Linked DNA regions of Homo sapiens: region 1 is linked to region 2. A link is an interaction called in ENCODE POLR2A ChIA-PET data of the cell type or tissue named here. Cell type or tissue: OCI-LY7. All regions are shown on one strand. Links, peaks and the distances in the headings refer to the core of each region. The heading gives the core; the rest is flanking DNA. Region 1 has its middle 10 kb from the start of NDST1. Region 2 holds the start of MYOZ3 (myozenin 3).

Region 1 (15,886 bases), core at 3,343-11,342, 170 kb after region 2:
CTTATTCTCCACAATGTGCAAGCACACAGCGGGCACCTCCTGAGACGCTGCACTTAGATGCCTCACTTGCCTCATCCTAGGCCCGGCCTTCTTACACAACCTGCCTGTGACCTCAGGCAAGTACCACTCCTTTCTCGGCCTCAGTTTGGTCACATAAAACAGAATCATGAAGCCAGGCATGGTGACACGAGCCTGTAGTCCCAGCTATTCAGGAGGCTGAGGTAGGAGGATTGCTGGAAGCCCGGGCATTCAAGGCCGCAGTGAGCTACAACTGCACTATGGCACTGCAGCCTGGGAGATACAGCAAGACCCCATCTCTAAAAAAAATAAAATTTTAAAAAACGAGTTAATTTAAAAAATTGAATCATGCCATATGATTCCATAGACCCTCCTAAATCTAAGCTGGGTTATTCTGTAGGGAGCATAACCGACCTCTGCAGCAAATCCCCGAAATGGGCACAGTGGCCCCAGCTTCCTGCCATCGATAACCTGTCAGTCACCACGTTGTCAGTGACCACGTTCCAGGCAGAATACACATTATACAACCACCTGATGCCATTATGTTCTGGGCTCTTTGTTAAATGCTTGGCCTCTACTTGATCATGGCCTCATTTTACAAATATGGAGCCTGAGGTCCACAGAGATTAAGCAACTTGCTTAAGGTCCCTGTTGGGAAGTGCTTAGCTGAGATTCGAACCAGCATCTGTCTGGTTCTTAATCCCCACATTCCATGGCATCAGCCACAGATAACAGAAAACCCACCAGGGCTGGGGAAATGCCATCAGCTCTTTGCACCTCCCACATTTTCTAGCATATAATGCCGGGGCTAATGTGAAGGCAGGCTGGTGGACAGCCGGGAGCAGGTAGGCAGGGATGGGGAAGTCCGTGTGGGCACTAAGCATTCCACAGATGAACCAGCCTCCAGCCCGGCCAGCTGCCCACCACTGTGGTTACAATGCCCTCATCGCCATCAGCACACCACAGCCACCGCTGTGCCATTTTTAAATCATTACACAGATGCAAAGCATTTTCACAGGCATTGCTGCGGTATCACATGCCAACTTTATTAAAGTATAGCAGGGATTTCTTCCCCCTTTCTCAGAAAAGGAAAGTGGGGTTTCCAGAGGATAAGTGGCTTCCCAACACGCACACAGGAACACAATGTTTGAGATGAACTTGGAGCCCACATCCTCTGCCTCCCAGTCCAAGCTTGGGTCTACTCCTCCATGCTCACGACTTTCCAGTTCAACCAACTGATGGGCCTTTGGGACAATGATGACCATTTCTGAGAGTTTACTTGGTACCAGGTGTTGTACTCTGCATTTCACACGTTATCCCATTTAACTGTCCTGACATTCCTATCAACTAAGTATTGCTACTGTTTTCATTTCACAAAGACAGCAGCTCAGAAAAGTAGGGTATCATGCCCAAGGTCACCAGGCCAGGAAGGGGCAGAGCTGGCATCCAAACAGAGTTCAGACTGGCTCCAGAGCCTGGGGCCTAAACCTCATGCTGCACAGCTCTGTCGGGGAGACTCTGTCACGGGCAGTCAGTGGAGGGGACAGGAGGTAGACACATCAAATAGTGTGTGCATCTGGCAGATTATGGCAAGATTACGATAATGGAGGACAAACAAAGCTCTTAGGGAGCCCACAAGAGGGAGGTTGTTACAAACGTCCAGGCAGAAGGCCAGGAGTCTGTGCAGAGGACACGGAAACAGAGGGGAGTGGCAGATATGAGGGAGGCGGCCTTGTGAGACCTTGGTCAAGTGCCTTGCTCTCTCCAGACCTCAATTTACCAAGCTGTTAAGAAAAGTCCTTGGAACATCTCCAGAACCCCCACCATCCCTGAAGACTCCTGGGCCCTGGGAAAATAAGCAATGCCCGGTGACAGCCTGGCTATGAGCCCTGGGGACTCTGAAATGTCCTTGGCTGTCCTGGCACAGCTCAACTGCTGGGAAACAGGCTTGCAGAAGCAGAGGGCTTGGCTGGCATGCCTGGGCACCAGTGAAGTGTGGGTTCTGAAGGGGCCACATTCCACCCATTGTCAACCTCTCCACGGCTCTGCTGGAGCAAGCACCACCCAGCCTGGATGCAGACCAGAAACCGAGGTCACTCCCAGTGTCCAGTGGACTGCCACTCCAGGATCCGCCTGACCCATCAGCCCTGTCCAGAGCCCTACCTACACGTAAATTAAGTCCCTTTGATGTCACACACCCCCAAAGCCCTTCCCTCACATTTCCCTAAGGCTAGCCACTGGGATATAGAGACAAGGGGTCCTATAGGAGGCCTTAAGGAAAATGACCACCCCACCCCAAGGGACCTGTGCAAAACAGAGGCTGCCCATGCCAAGCCAATGAAGACCCTTGGCTAGGGAAAGGAAGATGGTCCATTAGGGCCGGCCCGCAGCTCTCACTCTGGAAGGTGGAAGGGGCTCTTGGACTTGCTAAGAAAACTCAGCCCAAGTCTCCACACTCACAGCTGCCCCATCAAACCACATGCCTGGCATGCTCCTATTCAATAACCTCCCACGGTTCCTCCCACTCACTAGGCCAAGCCCCTTACCTGCCTGCCTGCATGGGTCACTGTGAGCAGAGGCCTTGGTTTACTAGGTGTGCTATATGCCAGGGCCTTGCTAAGTGCTTTATTTTTTTGTTTGTTTATTTTTTTGAGACAGAATTTCACTCTTGTTGCCCAGGCTGGAGTGCAATGGCACAATCTCGGCTCACCACAAGCAACCTCCACCTCCCAGGTACAAATGATTCTCCTGCCCCAGCCTCCTGAGTAGCTGGGATTATAGGTGTGTGCCACCGTGTCTGGCTAATTTTGTATTTTTAGTAGAGACGGGGTTTCTCCATATTGGTCAGGCTGGTCTCGAACTCCTGACCTCAGGTGATCCACCAGCCTCAGCCTCCCAAAGTGCTGGGATTACAGGCACGAGTCACTGCACCTGGCACTAAGTGCTTTATGGACATTTCCTCATTCAACCTCACAGTAACCCTGTGAGGCAGGTACTATCACTGGCCCATTTCTACAGATGAGAAAATTGAGGCTCAGAGAGGTTATGTTACTCGTCCACAGTCTCACAGCCAAGCAGCAGGCAAGGATTCATGCCCATGCCTGCCTGACCCCAAGCCCAGATTCTTAACCACTGTGCCATGTGGCCTCCTCAAATGCTCCCTGCCACCCTCAGAACCCTGGGGCCACCTCAACCCTTCTCCATACAGGAGGGGAAACCAAGGCAAAGAGCTCTGTTGGTAGCAGAGCCAGGATAAGGCCTGAACCTCCACCCCACCCTTCCGCCCCCAACCTTGCCTACCCCAGAAGGAACTCCCTGTCAGGAGGCATGCCAGGCAGAAAGGCTAGGACCATCACAGTGACAATGAGGCTTCAGAATCTGCCTTTTTCCTCGTCCAAAAGGAAGAGAAAAGCAGAGGGAGGTTTGCAGAGAGAGAAAAGGACATGAAGGGACCAGGAAACATTTGTTCTCACAGAACAGACTCCTAGCATTGGGGCCCCTCACACAACCCCTGTTGCTGTTCCTGACAGCAACAGGAACATGCAGGACCCAGCACCCATGTGCACCATGCCCCTCCCCCACCAGCATAGGCCCCACCCCAGCACAGCTGACCCCAAATCTTAATTGCTCTTCCCAAACCTGCTTGTCCCACAGCCTTCTCTGTCTTGGTAAATAGCAATACTGTCCAACTGTCCTTCCAGTTCCTCAAGCCAGAAACCTTGCGGTCAACACTCTATTCTCACACCCCACATCTAATCCATCAGCAAATCCCATCAGCTCATCCTGCAAAATAAATCCAGAACCAACCCCTGGTTGCTCCCCCGCCGTCCCCACCCACCACTGACTCGCCCAACCTCTCTCGTGGCAAGACTGCAGCAGCCTCCCAGCTAGTCATCCTGCGTCCACCCTCACCCCCAGCAGTCTCTCTAAAATGTGTACCCAAACCAGTCAGTCCTCACATCGGGCCCGCCAGCAGCTTCCCCTCCACTCAGACTCAAACAACAAAGTCCTCCCCATGGCCAAGAGGCCCTACCTGTCTCCACATGCCCTCTGGCCCCTCTCCTCCACCATCCTCTCATTCTTTCAGCCCTGCCTCTGGCCACCCATGCCCTCCAGTTCCAGCGCCTTTGCCCTGCAGCTCCCTCTGCCTGGAAAATTCTTCCCTCAATTTCCCGTGGGCCACCCTCCCGGAGTCTACTGCCCCTCACCAGGGACCATCCTGACCACCTGACATGGCTGGGTCACTCCCCCAAATCACACTCTTGACCCACAAGCCAGTTTTATTTTTCTTCCAGGCACATCTCACCACCTGACAGTGAGCTTGTTGGGCTGTTCATTTCATCCCACCACTCAAATGTCAGCCCCACGTCCAAAACAGGGTCTCCATGTGTTTTGTTCACTGCTGCATCCCAGTTCTAGAAAAGAGCCTGGACCAAAGTAGATGTTTAATACAAATATACTGAATGAGGGACTATTGTCTCCCTCATCTGAACACACAACTTTAGGCTTACACAGCCCCTACAGACCAGGGGCTAGAGGCTGATACAAGACTCAACCTGGGCCAGCTAAAACCCTGAGGGTTTTCGCCTGGCCAGTTCCCAGCCAAATTCCCAGTCCTGTTCTAGTCCAATTGACTGCTTGGACCAATGGATGACAAGACTTTACGTTTGTCCCTGTCCGGTGCCTTTTCCTCTCCTTTTGGCCATGAGGGAGAACTTCTGAGTCCTGACAGTTGGGCTGCCAGAGGGAATGTGGACTGGACCGCCGCCACCCACCTTCATGGCCTTTCCAGCATCCATCCAAGGCTGCCTACCCCATGCTCCCAGCAAGAGGAGGCAGAGGAGGGAGGCTGGTGCTACGCTTGCCCTTTTCCTGTGGTCAGCAGGAGGACTATCAGAAGGAAGCTTTGTTCTCAGAATGAAGAGCACGAAGCCCAGTGTCAGGCGGAAGCGGGCACAGAGGCAGCTGTCCCATCAGATAGTTTAAGGAAAGACAAAACAACAACAACAAAAAATGGGATGGAGAATGTTTGAGGGGTAATTTGCACACCCAACCGGTTTCATGCCTCCGGGGTGGCTGTGACGATGGTTCATTTTTCCAGGCTCTAACTAGGTCGTCATAGACAATCAGATGATTGTCCCAGCTAGATGATCTGCCACTGCCCCTGCAGAGGGAGGTGGAGATGGAAGAGTGTGGCCTTGCCTGGCATTGGAAGACCTGGGGTCCCAGCCCAGCTTTCCACCCACTCAAGTGACATTAGGAGAGTGTCTTCCCTCTATGTACCTCAGTTTACCCGGCTGTAAATGGCTTGTTCATGCCTGCACTTGATGTTTCAGCCTGCCTGCCACAGGACCACACAGCAGGAGAGCCCCTCAGCCTGTGGCCAGGTCACTGGGCCACCCAGGCCAGGCTTTCCCTGTGGGGCCTGATACCAGGGGCACAGCACTTGCCCACTTTGAGCCAGGCTTTCAGTCTGCCTCCTCTCCTGACCTGTTCCCTAATGTGAATGTGAAACTCCTCTGGGCCTGGCTAGGGTGGGGCCAGGACTGGCAGCCCTCACCCCACCCAGACACTGGCACCTGCCCCAATCCACTCTGTGTTATCCTCTCCAAGGATAGCTCACATTGCACTCAGCCACGACAACTGGGGAAGCCCAGAACATTGGCACAGGGGGCAAAAGAGTAGCCCAGAGAGAGAAAGGGGCATGGTTAATGTCGCCCAGCACAACAGCCACCCAAGGCTCCTCCCTACCAGCCCTGGGCTCCATGCACTAAGACAGTCCTTAAAGAGTGGTCTATAGACCCCCTGGTCTGAATGTTCTCAGGATGGGGAGGCTACACCCTAGAATGAAAGAATCAGAGCAGGAGGCAGCGGGTGGGGGCAGCAATCTGCATGCATTTTTGCAAGCTTCCCAGGTTTTTCCTGTAGCCAGAACAATTGCAACCTCTCAGCTAAGACCTCTTCCAGGAGAAGACATCTTAGCAGGCCCCAGGGAATACTTAAGATTTCAATTGAATGAGTTAAATAAACCTTGACGGGACAGACAGTTGGACAAGGGAGCTGTCGGATAAAGCAACATACTCTAGGAGGAGAAAGCACAGAGAGGCCCAATGGAGAAGAAGCCCAGGCCAGTAAACATCTGAACTGGTCCACACCCCTCTTCACCCTGCTGGCCTCAGCACACAGAGGTCTGGACCTGATATCCTCTGAAGGCTGCTGAGCACAGTCCTCCCCTCCCTAAACTCCTCCAAGCCCACCATGAGAGTAAGACCTGGTGACAGCTGCAGGTGGATGCTCCTCTCCTTGGTTACACTGCAGGGTGGGGCCCGCCCTTTCAGGGACTGTTATCTGCAGCTTAAGAAGCCGCCTGGGTCAGTGGCTACGCAGGCAGAGCTTATCTTGGGGGAGGATTCGAGGGTCACAGAGCAGGCTGACCCAGAGGCCTCTAGCAAATGGAACCTTCACAGCTGGAGGGATAGACCATGGCCACACCTGCTTTCACACAGGAAGCACTTGTTATGCTCCTACTGGGGAAACCGTCCTGAGCCTAAGCATGATGCTCCAATGCTTCCATGCTTCGAGGGACACAAAGGTGATTCAGCCCACAGCCCTTACACCCGCTGCCTTAGAAGAGCCCACAAAGGAACAAGGTAGGAGAGAAAGTGGTTCATAGCTTAAGGACAGGGTTGCAAACTCAGATGCCTCCAGTGACCAGAAAGATCATGTAAGCATATGAAATGGCTGGCTGGGGATGGGGTGAAGTGTACATGCCTCACCTCCAGCAATGACCCCTGGAGAATGTAGGCTCAAGGTTTTCCTGTCTTCCAATTTTTGAAATAAAGCCAGAAGTCTGAGTTTTTATGTAAAACCTCTGGTTGGCAACCAGCTCAATATTTGGCATGGACCAAACAAAATCTGCCCATAGGGCAAATGTGGCCTGCCAGTTTGTGACCTCTGTTTTCTTAAAAGGGACAGAGAACACACTGTGGAGCTCAGTAGAGGCCAACTTCCCTGCAGCTGAGGTACCTTGGAAGGCTTCCTGGAAGAGAAGGCATTGGTGCTGGGCTGCAAGGATGGAGAAGGCTCTTCTGGGGAAGGAATCCTGGATAGGGAGTGGGGTGTACCTCTAGAACTTCAGAGGCCATAGGCAGGAACATCCTGTCCCTACAACCTGGCAGGCTGGACCAAGAGCCCAAGTCATCTAGACTCCTGTGTTTCCTCCCCAAAAAGGAGGCATGAAGCAGGCATAGAGGTATCAGTTTAGTGCTGTCCCCAGGTAGCGGGAGGAGGGGCCGCCAGCCCAGCAAACCTCTGGACTAAACTAAATCAATTGGTGGCAGAATAGCAAGGGTCCAATTTCATCCCTGGAGCTTGAGGAACAGGTCAGCTAACGACAGCTCCGTGGGGGGAAGGGAGAGAAAGAGACAATGGAGGGACAAAAGGAGGTTGAGAATCGTGCCCTGCCTGGCCAGACCCGGCTGGTTACATAACCCTGCCTCAGGACAAAGCCAGGGAGGGCCTGGGCTAGGGAGTCCCAGAATGCAGAAAGGGTTTCCCCTACCTCCCCTGCCCACCCCTGCTCTCTAAGCTGGTCCTGCAGCTCCTAGAAAGCCCAGCACAGAGTGCGGAGCCAGGGGTGGAGACTAAGACCCCAGGATCAGACACTTACAAGATCACTCAGCAAATTCATAGCAGAGCTAGAACTACCAACAGCAAACTTTTACCAAATGATTACTTTGTACCAAGCACGAGGTAAGTCCTTTACAAACATTAACTTACCTAAAAGTCTAACTATAACACCATGAGATAAATACTGTTATTGCCATTTTACTGAGGAAGCACAGACAAAGTAACTTACCCAATGTCACACAGCTCCTAAGTGGAGGTGCCAGCTCAGAAGCCAACAGCCCGTCTCCAAGACCACACCCTGACCCAGGATGCTACACTGCCACCAGGCTACTTTCTATTTGCACCACGCTGCCACCATTTCTCAAGCCCGCAGTGCACACGGCCCCGTCAGCACTCCACAGGGACACCCAGCCTTCTGATGATCTGATGAAACCAACAAACTCTTTCTTCAGAAAAAGAAAACACAGAAATGCCTACAACTCACTGCACCTTTGGGGGCTCATGGACCCCTGCACTGGTGGGAATGGACAGGTCACGATCACAGGATACTCAAGAGACAGGAGGTAGCAGAGGGAGCCGACTCCCTCAGGTCCCCTGGGCCTCCTCATATCAGCTTTCATCCACAGGCGTGGGCATGGATCGGTGCTCAGGGCCTCGTCATCCCTTCGGGGCCGGGAGAACAGAATGAATCACGGCACACAATGGCCTGCGCCTCTGTATCCACTGGGTGTGACTCACAGCTCCCAGCTGCTGGGCAGACGGTGCACAGCTGGGCCTGGCATCTGGATGAGGGTGGCATTACCAGGTGTACCATCTCAGCCTTCTCCCCACCAGTGGGCTCATCTTGCCCAAGACCAGACCTGGCCTTATCCTATCCCCAGCAGCAATGAGCATTTTGAAGGGAACCCCTCATCAGTGACCGCCCAGCCCCCATGCCAGCCAGGTCCCAGGAGGTGGTAAGTCAAGATGGACAGCCTCTTGCAACACATAGGAAGATCCAAGACCTCGGCTGCCTCACTGTGTGACCTCAAGCAGGCCCCCCACCTCTCAGCCTCCATTTCACCAACTATAAAGTGAGGAGACTACTTGATCGAGTCCTTCCCAGCTCCAAAGCCCTGAATCTATAAAAACAGCACCTAATGGCCAGGCGTGGTAGCTCATGCCTGCAATCCCAGCACTTTGGGAGGCCAAAGCAGGCAGATCACCTGAGGTCAGGAGTTCGAGACCAGCCTGGTCAATATGGTGAAACCCCGTCTCTACTAAAAATACAAAAAAAATTTAGCTGGGTATGGTGGCACACACCAGTAATCCCAGCTATTCGGGAGGCCGAGGCAGGAGAATCGCTTGAACCCGGGAGATGGAGGCTGCAGTGAGCCAAGATCGCGCCACTGCACTCCAGCCTGGGCAACAGAGCAGACTCTGTCTCAAAAAAATATAAAAATTTAAAAAAACAAAAAAACAGCATCTGACAAGCTTCACAGAGTGCTGGGATCCTGCCTTCAGAAAGTTACACAAACATCCTTCAGAGAAACAAAAGTCAAACTTAAAGCCTGTATTTTTTTTTTCTAAGGATATCAAGAAGCCCTTTTTAACTTCCCTCATCCCACCTCCATTGTTCCAAATATCCTCTCAGGGCCCAGAAAATACATTTGGTTTCCGTCTGGGGTTTGGGCTTCTTGGTGCTCTTCCTCTTGGAAGTTGCCCCACCCCTTCTTGGCAGTGTCTTCACAAGGCACCTTCATCTCTACCCCCAGCACTGCTCTGGGCCACCCTGAGGGCGACAGCTACTCCGCCTGCCAAAGAAGGGGTGGGGTAGGGACAGGTTTTGGGAAACAAACCCCTTCCTGGTTGGAACTGAAACAATTCTGGATTCTGGCCTCAACAGTAATTCTGACCCCCTGTGTGGCCGTGGGTGAGTCCCTGCTCCACTAGGCCTCAATCCCCTAAATGTGAAGTGAAGGGGTTCCTGTGTCAGACAAAGACTGCCCACCCTTGGGCTCCTGGGCAGCAGCTTGGGGACACCGAGGCACGAAAAGACAGCAGAGTGGACAGTGGGCTCTGATCTTGAATCTCACATCCCCTCTTGTTAGAACCAAAGGAGATCTACTCTTTTTGCTGTTTGAGACAGGGTCTCACTATGTTGTCCAGGCTGGTCTTGAACTCCTGGGCTTAAGCAACCCTCCTACCTCAGCCTCCCGAGTAGCTGGGATTTCTGGCACATGCCACCATGCCCAGTTAGAGATCCACTTTCATCTCTCTGATTTGTTCTTTTGCCCTAGCAGTGGAACCTTGAACTCACTACTGAATCTCTGAGCCTCAGACAGCCCATCCACAAAACAGGAGAACAACAATGTCTGCAGTGGAAGCCCCAGCTTGGAGGCTGGAGCCCTAACCACCCCAACACAATCCCATCCACCTTCCTCCAAAGCATAATTCACTCATTTGACAAAATATATATTTGGGGACATCTTTAGAAAATCACCGTAAGTTGTGCCTATGATACAAACACTCCATGACAATCCCCTACTGCTCTCCTTCCAATGAGATCATGCCTTTAAGCACTCTATATATCTCCACAGAATTCTTAGATCTATCCTTTTATAGCTGTGTGGCCTCAGTATTTTCATCTATTAAGTGGGGACAGTAATAGTGATGATACTGCCTACCTATAGGATTGTCCTGGGGATTGCTTCTGATGAGGTGACATGGAAGTGCCCAGCAAGCATTTATAAGCTGTCAATAAATGTGAGCAGCAATTATGATCATCATCATTAAAATTATTAAGGCCGGGCACGGTGGCTCATGCCTGTAATCCCAGCACTTTGGGAGGCCGAGGCGGGCAGATCACTCGAGGTCAGGAGTTCGAGAACAGCCTGACCAAAGTGATGAAACCCCGTCTCTACTAAAAATACAAAAATTAGCCGGGCGTGGTAGCAGGCGCCTGTAATCCCAGCTACTCAAGAGGCTGAGACAGAAGAATTGCTTGAACCCGGGAGGCAGAGGTTGCAATGAGCCCAGATCGCGCCATTGCACTCTAGCCTGGGCAACAAAAGTGAAACTCCATCACAAAAAAAAATAAAAAATAAAAAAATAAAATTATTAGGCCGGGTGCAGTGGCTCACGCCTGTAATCCCAACACTTTGGGAGGCCGAGGCAGGTGGATCATGAGGTCAGGAGTTCAAGACCAGCCTGGCCAATATGGCAAAATGCTGTCTCTAGTAAAAATACAAAAATTAGCTGGGCGTGGTGGCGTGTGCCTGTAGTCCCGGCTACTCGGGAGGCTGAGACAGAAGAATCACTTGAACCCAGTAGGCAGAGGTTGCAGTGAGCTGAGATCGTGCCACTGCACTCTAGACTGAGTGACAGAGCAAGACTCCGTCTCAAAAAAAAAAAAAAAATTATTGAGGCCGGGCGCGGTAGCTCAGGCCTGTAATCCCAGCACTTTGGGAGGCCAAGGTAGGTGGATCACTTGAGGTCGGGAGTTCGAGACCAGCCTGGCCAACATGGTGAAACCCCGTCTCTACTAAAAATACAAAAATTAGCCAGGTGTGGTGGCACACATCTGTAATCTCAGCTACTTGGGAGGCTGAGGCAGGAGAATCGCTTGAACCTGAGAGGCAGAGGTTGTAGTGAGCCAAGATCACTGCATTCCAGCCTGGGCAACAGAGTGAGACTCTGAAAAAAAAAGGAAAGAAGAAAGAAAGAAAAGAAAGAAAAGAAAGAAAAGAAAAGAAAAGAAAAGAAAGAAAGAAAGAAAGAAAGAGAAAGGAAAAGAAAAGAAAAGAAAAGAAAAGAGAGAAAGAAAGAAAGAAAAAGAAATTATTGAGATGCTGACTGGGTGCGGTGGCTCATGCCTGTAATCCCAACACTTTGGGAGGCCAAGGTGGGAGGGTCGCTTGAGTTCAGTTGGATTCCAGCCTGCACAACATGGTAAAACCCCATCTCTACAAAAAATACACACAAATAAATAGCTGAGCGTGGTGGTGCACACCTATAGTCCCAGCTACTCAGGAGGCTGAAGTGGGAGGATCCTTTGAACCTGGGAGGCAGAGGTTGCCGTGAGCCAAGATCGCACCACTGCATTCCAGTCTCAGTGACAGAGTGAGACCCCGTCTCAAAAAAAAAAGGAAAAAAATTATTGAGATGCTTAAAACCACTGGATTGATAGCAGTTAAGGCCACTCAGCCCCCTCAGACTACATATGGCCATTGTAATCGCATATGTGTGCACCCACACCACACACACGTGTGCATATACACACCTAAGCACACTATACTTTTTTTTTTTTTGAGATGGAGTCTTGCTCTGTTGCCCAGGCTGGAGTGCAGTGGCAGAATCACGGCTCACTGCAACCTCCACCTCCCAGTTTCAAGCGATTCTCCTGTCTCAGCTTCCCAAGTAGCTGGGATTACAGGCACCCATCACCATGCCCAGCTAATTTTTGTATTTCAGTAGAGATGGGGTTTCACCATGTTGGCCAGGCTGGTCTCAAACTCCTGACCTCAGGTGATCCACCCGTTTTGGCCTCCCAAAGTGCTGAGATTACAGGCATGAGCCACCACGCCCGGCCCTAAGCACACTATTCTTTAAGGCAGAGCCCATGCTCTCTGCCCAACCCCTGCCCTGGCCCCAGCCCCAGAAGAGAGCTGCCATGTCTCTGGCACCCAGGCTTGCAACCCACAAAATCTCCCCTGCTCTTCCAGCTCCCCAATCCTGCCTTCCTCATGTTGCCCCAGCACTGGCTCCTATAATCATGTTGGGGTTCTGTTGTATCCCATCATTGTGTCACGAGATTGTTTCCTGGGGGATAGGGAGCTGTTACAAGATGGGGGCTCCTTGAAAACAGGGTGGTGAGAACCTGGGCTTTACTCTGGGTCCCCCACATCTGCTGGGTGACTGAATAGGCTGAAAACAAGAGAGCCCAAGGAAACAGGCATCAGTTTTTTTTTTTAATGATCTATCCTAGTATTTCTTAAAATTCAGCACGCGGCCAGGTGCGGTGGCTCATGCCTGCAATCCCAGCACTTTGGGAGGTCGAGGTGGGCAGATCACCTGAGGTCAGGAGTTCGAGACCAGCCTGGCCAACATGGTGGAACCCTGTCTCTATTAAAAATACAAAAATTAGCTGGGCATGGTGGCAGGCATCTGTAATCCCAGCTACTTGGGAGGCTGAGATGGGAGAATCACTTGAACCTGGGAGGCAGAGGTTGCAGTGAGCCGAGATCACACCATTGCACTCCAGCCTGGGCAGCAAGAACAAAACTTTGCCTCAAAAAAAAAAAAAAAAAAAAAAAAAAAAATTCAGCATGCATTAGAATCAGCGGGAAGGTTCTTAAAACAGATTGCTGAATCCCACCCTCCAGGATATCTAATTCAGCAGGTCCAGTATAGAGCTAGATAATCTGCACTTCTAACAAGTTCCCAGGTAACGCTGACGCTACTGATCCAGAACCCAACTTTCAGAACCACTGACTTAGCCTGCAGGTGGATCAGGAAGAGCTTCCATGAATAGATGGTGCTTACACTCACAGAAGCATTAGCAGGAGTTGCCCGGGCATAAGGAGAGGGGGAGGGAATGAATGCAGGCAGAGGATGCAGCATGAGTAAAGGCCCTGCTATGACAACACTCATTTCTCCTCATCTGGCCTCTGCCTGGGCAGGTCATACTTGCAAGGCTGGTGGTGTAAACCAGAGGTGGCTGCCGTGCAGCGATGACTATAGCAAACCTCCACCTAATGCCACCCTGGGACCTGCCCAGACAGGCCGATCCCTTGGACAGCCTAGGATGATAAAAATCCAAGCCCTCCCTCGTGGAGCCAGACCTCAGGTCTGAACGAGGCCATCCCCACCACTTCTTCATCACATGAGCTCCAGGATTCTGCTTCCACCTCCAGAAACAGGGAGCTCGCTCCCTGCAGACACAATCCCTTCCATCTTGGCTTGCTCTAATTTTTTTTTTAAGTCTCCTCATTACACTGAGTTGAAGTCAGCCTCTCCTGGCCCATCTACCCATTGGATTTGCCCTCCAGCACCTCACACAAGTCTACCTCCTCTGGCCAGAGCAACCCCTCAGAAAGCAGCGGGCCCTGACTGTAATCCCCTGGGACTAAACTTCTCCAGGCTGGCCACCTACCTCTCTAAGCCTTGCTTGCTACATCTGCTAAAAGGGAATAATAATAGTGCCTATCTCTCATTGCTGTTGTGAGGATTAAATGAACTCCTTAGTTAATAATATCAACTACAATAATAACGATAATTCACATAGATTGGGCTCACAGTGTGTTATCTTTCTAAATCCTGTCAGATGGGGATAATTATCATCCCCTTTGTACAGAGGAAGAGCTAAACAGCTTGCCCAAGGTCTCACACATAGGAAGCAGCCCAGCAGGGACCTGAACACAGGCCACCTGGCTCCAGAGCCTGGCTCTCAACCTTTGCTCTGTCTGGATCTTCTAGTCACCTGCCCCAAGACCAAGCCCATGTCACCTGTCTCTGCCGCCATCCTCTCCCCCTTCCCAGGCAAAGTGAGACTGGGTGGGAGGCCTCCAAAAGCTCCAGCCCATGCAGTCTGGGGTACGGGTCCCTGGTTACGAGGACAGCCACAGGGCCGCCAGCCCAGCGGGACCTTCTCAGCCAGCCCAATTTATCTGGTGTAATCTTTAGACATCCTTCAACATGGTCACCAGGGAGGAGATTGAGCCCATGGAACTTGAGCACCTTAGGCTTGATGACAGGAAGGAAGAAGAAAAACAGAGGCATAACAAAGAAAAGAAATCCTGTCCAGCTTCCTAGATGAAACCAGATGTTCCCACATACCATGCAAATTGCTCTATCTCTCCAGGCCTCAGTTTCCTCATCTGCACATGCCATCTCAGGCCATTAGGCAGAAAGTTCAGAAACTCAAATTCCAGGGATTCTTTCTCTCATCTCTAAAAGGACAGATCCCCTCTAGCTACAAACAATAATTATAACAACTGTTATCTTTGAACAGCTTCTACTTACTGCACACTTACTATGTCAAAGCACTGATTTCCTTAACCTCCCTAACAAAACAGAACTATTATTATCCCCATTGTGAAGTTGAGGAAACTGATGTCCAGGGAAATTTAGGTAATTTACCCTAGATCATGCAGCTAGTAGTAGCAGAATGGTGATTTGAACCCAGGACTTTTGATTCCACTCTACAACACTGCCCACCCCCATTGGAAAGCGGTCATGTGCAGCCCCTGCCTCCAGAGTACAGAGCCTAGAGGAGATAAGACTTGTCTTTAGGAAGCTAGAGTTCAAAGCTAAGAGCTGAAGGGCCCATGAGAGGTCCAGGTAACAGGTTCTACACATGTAAAGGAGGGAGCAGGCAATGCCAGCTCTGGAGAATTAGGGATGGCTACATGGAAGAGGTGACCCTGGAGCTGTGTACTGGTAGGGAGGATTTTAGGGTGAGCAAGGGGAAGTGACTGGAGTGCAGCATTTTCACCATGAGCAGATTTGTAGAGGTAGGAGGGGCCAGGAGCACAGCCAGAGAGAGGGAAAGAGGCCAGTTCTGCTTGAGAGTTGAGGGGGAGTGGGAGAGGGGGCCCTGCAGTCACACAGCAGGCACTTCCCATACATTGCCCTCAAATAAACAAATGCTCATTCGTCATGCACATTTTAAAATTAGATTAATCCAATCTGTATTCAAGAAACAAGGTGAGTAGAAATAAAAGGGCCAGGAGGCAACTTAGCACAAACTCTCCTCCATCTAGATAAGGATTTTGATGGCAAATTGGCTTTAGCCCTGAGGCCGCAGGGTCCAGGACCGCTGCCCCCAAACATCCACCTCTTCCACTGAGCTCCACACCTCCAAGACAGAAGCTGTGAGGCAGAGCTTTGTAAGAGCCCCACAGACAGAGAAAGCAACTTTGCTGGTGACCCCCAGAAACCAAGAGAGCCTCCTTTAACCTCCACTGCAGGGAAGGAGGGGAACAACCCCCGCCTGCGTCTTCACTTTCAAATCCACAAACTCACCAGCCCTTTTGCCCTAAGCCCTACTGATTCAGCCTGATTCATGATTTAGCCTTATTTCTTCACAGGTGAGGAAAAAGAGACTGACCCCATTTCACAGATGAGAAATGGAAGCAGAGGGTTCAAATCCTCTGTGAAAGTACAGTCCTTAGCCCAGCTCTGGCCACTGCTCCAGACATCCCCAAGGGGCCCCTTGACAGTCAGCTGGGCTGAGTGTATTCCAAACGGCAAGGACTCT
Region 2 (8,000 bases), core at 1-8,000:
AAGTGAACAAATTTTTGTTTTACCTAATATCTAGTCCATATCCAAACTCTGCTAATTGTCTCCAAAACTGGGCACACTAAGTTTGAGGAGACTTGTAGGCATCTAAGTAGTGGTGCTGAGGAGGGAGATAGATGTGTGAATCTGGAGAAAACTGACCTGGAGGTGAAATGTTGGGCATCATGAGCTTTTACTGGTATTTACTGGTATTTGTTGTTGTTTTTCAATGAAGAACGTTACATTTATTTCTTTTCTCATAGTTGGAACTAGTCTTTACAGCTATTTAGAGGATTTTCAGGGTGATGGCTGTTCTTAGTAGTTTGAGACCCATCCCTATCCTTTGTGCGTTTCCTACCAGCCAAATTCAAACTTTCACGTTTGGCCAACAAAGGAAGCCTTTTGCAGGACAGAGGGGACAGAATGGTGAGGACCTTGGCAGGTGAGAGCCCTGTGTGGGCAGCACGGCCTGCCTAGTCCATCTCTAAAATCAGATACACATACGTTCATATTCCAGCTCCATAAATGGTATTTTAAGCTGGGAGGCTGGATGAGATCATAAAGAAATGAGAATAGGTAAAGAGGATCAGAGACGGAGCCTGGGGCCTCCAACATTTACAGTGAGGCGGTGAGGAGGAACCAAGCCAGGAGCCTGGGCAGGAGCAGCCCACAACATAGGAAGAAACTAAAGAGGATGGCATCCTGGAAATAAATGATGAAAGCATTTCAGGTATGATAGAGAGACTAACAGAGCCAAGTGCTGCTGATGTGTCAAGGAAGATGAGGGCTGAAAATCCACTATTATATTTAGCAATACAAGGTCATTGGTAATTTTCACTAAAGCAGTTTCTATGGAGTGTTTGGGTGTGAAAGCCTAACTGGAGAGGGTTCAAGAGAAAATGGACAGAAGAACAAGTTTAACCACACCATGAGGAAGCGATAAGCCAAATCCAGGACGCAGGACATTCTACAGGACAACTGGCCTGGTTTTTCAAACAAGTGAGTGACATGGAAAAAAGGGGCAGAGGGGTTGCTTTAGATTAAAGGAGATTTAGGAGCCATAGCAACCAAATAAAAACTGTGGCCCTTGTTTGGATGCTGATGAAAACAAACTAGAAAACTGAAGAAGGTTGAATACAGACCGCTTATTAAATGGTATCAAATCATTACTGCAAATTTTGTTCAGTATGCTAATATCTTTGTGGCATGTAAGGAAATGCCCTTTTATTATTTTGATGCATTCTGAAGAATTTGCGGGGTGAAATGACATGCTTTTTGGTATTAGCTTTGAAATTTAGGAATGAAGGAGGGACCATGTACTCCCTACTTGTATGTGTCTTTGGAAATTGACTAATAAAATGTCAAAAAGAGAGAAAGAGAGGATTGGTAAGAACAATATAGACAACTGCTTGGAAGAGTTGGGCTTTAAAGGATCCTGGCTACAGACAGCTATGGGATCAAGAGGGGTTTGTTTGTTTGTTTGTAAAAATGGAGAAATAACAGCATGTGCGTTAACTGACGGGAACATTTGACAATGCAATAGAGAGAGGGGAGAATTGCTGAAGGAATGTCCTTGAGCAGGAGTGACAGGAGAGCTGGGTTTCCAGAGCCCAGCCAGAGGAATTGGCACCAGGCAGGTATGAGGAGAGTCCATCCACCATATCAGAAAGGAAAACCACAAACACGGGTGCAGATGCAAGCAAGTAGACAGATGTGGCGGAGGATGCTTGCAGATGTTCTCTTCTGGTTACTCTATTTTTCTCAGTGGAATAAGAAGCAAGGTCTTTAGCTGAGAATGAGGTTGTGCAAGGAGGTATTGGAGGTTTGAGAAGAGGGGTTGCCAAAGTCATTAAGAGAGTAGCATGAGATAGTGAATGAACTAGGGAGATGGACATGGCTACCAGGCAGTACTGGGGGTCACTTGGGTGCTGTGATTCATGCCAGTCAATGGAATCCTAAATAGCTGTCTAAAAAGGACACTGATTTTTTTTTATTCTTTCAACGGACACATAAAGGACACTTTTTATGTGCTAAGAACAGAAAGAAATCCACTTATAGGCCGGGCGCAGTGGCTCACACCCATAATCCCAGCACTTTGGGAGGCAGAGGAGGGTGGATCACTTGAGGTCAGGAGTTCAAGACCAACCTGGCCAACATGGCAAAACCCCTTCTCTACTAAGAATACAAAAATTAGCCAGGCATGGTGGCGTGTGCCTGTAATTCAGCTACTTGGGAGGCTGAGGCACAAGAATCACTTGAAGGTGGAGGTGAAGTTTGCAATGAGCTGAGATCATGTCACTGTGCTCCAGTCTGGGCAAAAGAGTGAGATGCTGTCTCAAAAAAAAAAGAAAAAAAGAAATCCAGTATAAATTAATTGGAGGGGAAAGTAAGATTCAGAAGAATAGGTATTCTAAGATCCCATTTATATTATATATTATATAACTATATTTTATATATATGTGTGTGTATATATATATATATATATTTTTTTTTTTTTTTTTTGAGACAGAGTCTTGCTCTGTTGCCCAGGCTAGAGTGCAGTGGTGCAATCTCGGCTCACTGCAACCTCTGCCTCCTGGGTTCTAGTGATTCTCCTGCCTCAGTCTCGCAAGTAACTGGGACTATGGGCATGAGCCACCACGCACGGCTAATTTTTGTATTTTTAGCAGAGATGGGGTTTCACCATGTTGGCCAGGCTGGTCCCAAACTCCTGACCACAAGTGATCTGCCCGCCTCAGCCTCCCAAAGTGTTGGGATTACAGGTGTGAGCCACCGCGCCCGGCCCCCATTTCTATATTAAAAAATAAGTATGTGTTTTTGCATGCATTGAAAAATCTGCAAGGAGACATGCCAAGGAGACATGTCACCACAGCAGTGACCATGGGACATATAAAGGAGGAGGGTTGGAAATTGTTTACACTGTTTTGTTGTAACTGTTTTTAACAAGAAAGTGTACTGCCTACTTAAAAATATAAAAGAATAGTTATACCTAAATACATAATAAAGCACCCTCAGTATCATATTCTGAAATACTATACAGATGAGCTGAGCTCAATATTGTTCTTTTTTTTTTTTTTTTTTTAGACGAGTTTCACTCTTGTTGCCCAGGCTGGAGTGCAATGGCATGATCTCGGCTCACTGCAACCTCTGCCTCCCGGGTTCAAGCGATTCTCCTGCCTCAGCCTCCCGAGTAGCTGGAATTGCAGGCATGCACCATCACGCCTGGCTAATTTTGTATTTATAGTAGAGATGGGGTTTCTCCATGTTGGTCAGGCTGGTCTCGAGCTCCCAACCTCAGGTCATCCGCTTGCCTCAGTCTCCCAAAGTGCTGGGATTACAGGCGTGAGCCACCTCCCCCAGCTGAGCTCAATATTTAAAAAAAAAAAATGGCAGGCACAGTGGCTCACAACTATAATCCCAGCACTTGCAGAGGGCAAAGTGGGTGGATTGCTTGGGCCCAGGAGTTCAAGACCAGCCTGGGCAATATAGCAAGACCCTGTCTCTATTAAAAAATAAAAAAAGATAAAATCTATTTGACTGAGTATTTCTATTTCTAGGAATTTATTCTCGGGGAAAAAGTTGAATAAATATGTCCAAAGATACATGTATAAGAATGTTTATTGCAGTGGGGTTTAAAATTGTGAAAACTGGGACTCAGTCTCGTGGTGGATGCTGCCAGATGCCCCTTATTAGTGGCTAAGAGTTCACACCACCACCTTCTACAGAGAACTGCCAGTGGAATGGATGCTCCACAGCGCCCTTGCCTCAGGTGGGATGAATTCTGTGGAGCAATTCATGCTCGAGAGCTCCCCGCGGGGTCACACTGAACTGGACAGCCGCTGAGCCCACATCCTCGCTCAGCAGTACCCCACCCTAGGCTGCATTCCTCCTTCCCTTCCGAGAGCACGTTCTCAATAAGTCACTTGCACAAGGCTCCTCTGTTCTGCCCCGAAGGATCTCACCCCAGACAACCCTCATCAGGGGATGGTTAAACACACATGACGTGTCCAAACAGCAGAAAGCTGGTAAGCACGGGGAAGGAAGGCGTGAGATAAATCATACTAGGATGGAATGCTGCTAAATGAAAAAAAAAAAAAGCCAAAGAACATAGCATATAGTATTTAGCCCATGTGTATGTATGTTTATATAAAGACATTCATATATGAACAGAACAAGAATTTACATAAATATGTTAACAGTGGTTATCTCCAGATGGTTCCATTATGATGAACTTTCAAAGCCGTTCATGTCTGTTTTGTCTGAATTAAACAAATTTTTTTAATGTATGCCAAGTCAATGGCAAGTGAATTTTTTTTTTAAAAAGTGATGTATTATCATTGTAACCATGTAATAAAGAAACAGCTCTGAAGACAAAGAGACCTGGAGTCAAATTGCAGCTCTACCACCTACCAGATGTGATCACCTGCTCCTCTGAGCCTCAATATTCTCATTTCCAAAATGAGGAGAATATCTAACTTAGGGAGTTGTGGTGGGGATGAAATGACACAAAGCATAAAGGATACTTTTCTCTTAGCAAAGTATCTGCCACATAGTAAGCATGCAATGATGGTAAACATTTTTATAACTTTTACTTTACAGTGGCCGTCTTTAGGTAGTGAGATTATGAGATTTATTTTTTCTTCCTACTTTTGTTTCAAAATTGTCTTTAGTCAGTACCTTAGCAATAATCAACAAGTTATATATTTCAAGTCTTGTATCAATGATGTGTCTCCATATTTGGGGGTCTGTAATGAACTCCCCAAGAGAAAAGAGAATGCATTGCCTGACCCTTCTAGTTAGAGCGTCAGTACCCATAGAATGTGCATATTTCAGCTACAAAATCAGGGTAGGGGAAGAAACTGGACATCAACAAAAGGAGGCAAGAGCACACAAAATAGGTTAAAAGGATGCCACATATGAAGTCATGAAATATGACTGACTCCTTAGCACGCTGAAGGCAAATGCACAAGTCCTAACTTAGGTCCCCTGAGTCAGAATCCTCAGGAGTAGATGCTGGGACTCTGTATGCTTAACCAACATCAAATCATTATGATTCACAATAAAGCTTGAGAACTCTGACTTAGTTGAATTAATTTTTTTCTTTTTCTTTTTTTTTTTTTTTAGAGACAGAGTCTCCCTCTGTCACCCAGGCTGGAGTGCAGTGGCACAACCGTAGCTCACTATAGCCTCCAACTCCTAGGCTCAAACGATCCTCTTGCCTCAGCCTCCTGAGTAGCTGGGACCACAGGCATGTGCCACCATGCCTGGCTAATTTTTTTTTTTTGTAGAGATGGAGTCTCACCATGTTGCCCCGGCTGGTCTCAAACTCCTGGGCTCAAGCAATTCTTCCACCTCAGCCTCCCAAAGTGCTGGGATTAAAGGCATCAGCCTCTGTGTCCAGCCCCTAAATTAATTTTTAAAATACCTGAAATCCTCTAAAGTAGACCAAATAAACAGATTCCAAAATTGTATCAAGAGTTCCTCAAGAGGTCTTCTAAAATTGATAAAAATGAATTTAAACTTTTTTAATGAAATGATAAAAATGATTTACTCATTTGATGAATCAGCTTTAAGTAGAAAGTTTTGTATTCAAATGGGCAGCCTGCTCTTCCCACCCTGCTCCACTCTCTCGACTCCCCTGTCTTCCCACCCTACTCCACTCTCTCCACTCCCCTCTCTTAGCCATGGGGCCCAGCCATCCTGGGCCACCCAGAGGCCTCGGTGAGACCCACAGGAGTAATAGGCAAAGGCAAGTGTGTGCAGAGCTTGCAGCCACAGGTAGGGCTGGAGTTGGGACCAGAGTCTTCAGAGCTTAATTTGGGGCTGAGGTGAGGCCTTAGATGAAGCCAGGGCCAGGGTCATTTTAGAGCCAAGGCCCAGCCTGGGACACTCAGCCTCAGCTCCTGGGTCTGTGGACAGATGGGCAAGACCCCTCCCAGTGCCTCAGGGAAGCTTCCCAGCCTAGGCAGCAAATTCTACAGGCACTCCCTCAGAGCTGGCCTGGAGCTCACACCTGTCTGCCCAGGCCTGGGGCCAGCAGGCCAGAGTGAGTGCAGCCTGGGAGCAAGGAAATGATGGAGTCTGAGGAAGGCATGAGGCTAGAACCACCTTACCTGGTTCAGTGAGGTCCCCCATGGCAGCCATCACTGGCCCCTTCTGCTCCTTGGGGATCATCCTGTGGAGGAGAGACCCCCATAAATGGACCAGGCTGCCTCCATTTCTCCCCAGACCTCCTTCCAGTCTCTGGTTCACCCTGCCCCAGTCCTGAACAGCTTTAGGCCAGCCCCAAATCACAAGCAAGGGATGTCTGAGCTGGAAGGGACTTCAGGGTCTCCGTGCAGAGGAGACTGAGGCCCAGGGAACGAGAGGGAGGTGCTCAAGTTTGCACGAATCTATTTTCATGTTGCTAGGGAAGCACTGTCTCTTCAGGGGTGGTTTCTAGGGCCTTTTCCCAGCTCTGGCATCCTGATCAGAGGGAGAGTAGGTGCCAGGGGCATCCGGGTGGGGCAGGCAAAGGTCTCAGGCACTACTGTCATCGGTTGACCCAGGAGAGTCCTAGTCCAAGGCTGAAAGAAGTTGGAGGTTTAAGTTAGGGGAAGGGGGAGGATGGACTAGGTTGGGGTTACACTGGGGTCTGCAAGGCTGGTGAGCCCCTTTCATCCTTGGCACTTGGCCCTGACGCTTGAGGGCACAGGCTGGTCCAACCAAGCAGAGAGAACCATCCCCCGTCCTCCCCATCTCCCCGCTACTGGGCTAACTTCCGTGGTGTTCTCTTCTCCCTCGTCCCTTCTCTTCCTCCTGTTCCATCCCCCTATTTGTATCTCATGGCACTTTCAAAGAATCTTGGAAGAGATTTGCAAATAAAATGAGGTCCAGAGCCCTTAACTTGCCCAGGTACCTTAACTTGCCCTCTGGAGAAGAGGCAGAGCCCTTGAGCTCCTCGACTGACCACCCACCTGGGTACCCTTCTCCTTTGCCTCCAGGTTTTCCTATACTCCTTCCTTTAGAAAACAATCTGCCTTCATCTGTATCCCCAACACCGACAAGGGGCCCTGGGAGTCAGTGGGCACTGCATTGTGCAACTGGAGTCTAGTGGGTGTCCCTGGCTTTCTCTGTAACTGCGAACAAGTAGCTTTCCAGCTCTGCACCTCAGTTCCCCCATCTGTAACAGTAGGGGGTTAGGCTAAATCACAGAGATCCATGGATGGGCTTTAGGGTGTTCACAAACCCCCTAAAACTATACGTAAACATGAGTGTGTCTACATGCATTTGGGGTGAGGGTCATGGGATGATTGAGAATGCCTCGATCACAACCGTTTAGGATTCCACAGTCCACAGATCTGTTTCTTGATAAACACTCCCTTTACAGAAATTCACAGATGCTGGGAAGGGTCTCTCATTTTACAGAGAAGCTGCTTCCCTCTACTGCCTAAAAATCCCAAAGTCCTGAGCAGAGCCATTACCTATTCCCCACCTTTAATCCTAGCCACACCCTCCCCATTTAATGCAGGGTAACCTAGAGCTTAGAGTTCCTCTCCTCCCAAACCAGGATCGAGGCTTGCATGGGGCCCCAAACTCCCTAGATCCACTGCAGGGCCCTTCCTCTCCGGGGGAAGGAGCTCTGGGGATTGGCTCACCTCCTCTGCCCACTCCCCTGAGTTCCCCAAGCTCCCCTAGGATGCTGGTACCTGAGAGGATGGGACCACAATAGGCAGGAGGGAATCTTAGACCCTCAAGATTAACACCTCTGTCGGGAAGCTGAGAGTTGCGTGGCGTCCCTGTAGGCAGTCAGCGGTCAGCAGTCAGTAGGCAGCGAGCAGGGTGTCCCCTGCAGCCAGCTCTGGCTTCAGCTGATGAGAATCATTCCTGCCTTGCCATGGGTCACAGCCTTATTTCGGGCTGCAATAGGAGCTGGAGCCAGAGGCTAAAAGCACCAGACCCTAGGGAAGACAGGTGCCCTGGCAACAGGCCTGTGCAGACAGAGGGCTTGCACCCACGTGTACACA

The links. Peaks named below come from ENCODE experiments on the same cell type or tissue, not always from the same donor. Only the 100,000 strongest peaks of a DNase experiment are listed, where the experiment ranks them.
Region 1: POLR2A ChIA-PET joins it to region 2 with 10 read pairs; 3 of 35 experiments call an interaction of 5 or more read pairs at or near these places.

Annotation. Positions count from the first base shown.
Region 1 is chr5:150,490,230-150,506,115 of GRCh38, reverse strand. It overlaps a transcript of NDST1 not described here. Among named protein-coding and RNA genes, the nearest start is that of NDST1, 10 kb to the left of the region's middle. RefSeq lists enhancers at 3,525-4,083, 4,084-4,644, 12,907-13,528 and a silencer at 7,295-7,589. In OCI-LY7, for the core only: no CTCF peak of the experiment used is centred there; a DNase peak (open chromatin) is centred at 6,475.
Region 2 is chr5:150,661,110-150,669,109 of GRCh38, reverse strand. MYOZ3 (myozenin 3) reads right to left here and starts at 7,859. Exons shown (of 7, transcript NM_001122853.3): 1 at 7,683-7,859; 2 at 6,108-6,169. The coding sequence starts at 6,168. It overlaps MYOZ3-AS1 (MYOZ3 antisense RNA 1), which reads left to right. Exons shown (of 4, transcript NR_186487.1): 3 at 838-993; 4 at 3,079-3,596. In OCI-LY7, for the core only: no CTCF peak of the experiment used is centred there; no DNase peak of the experiment used is centred there.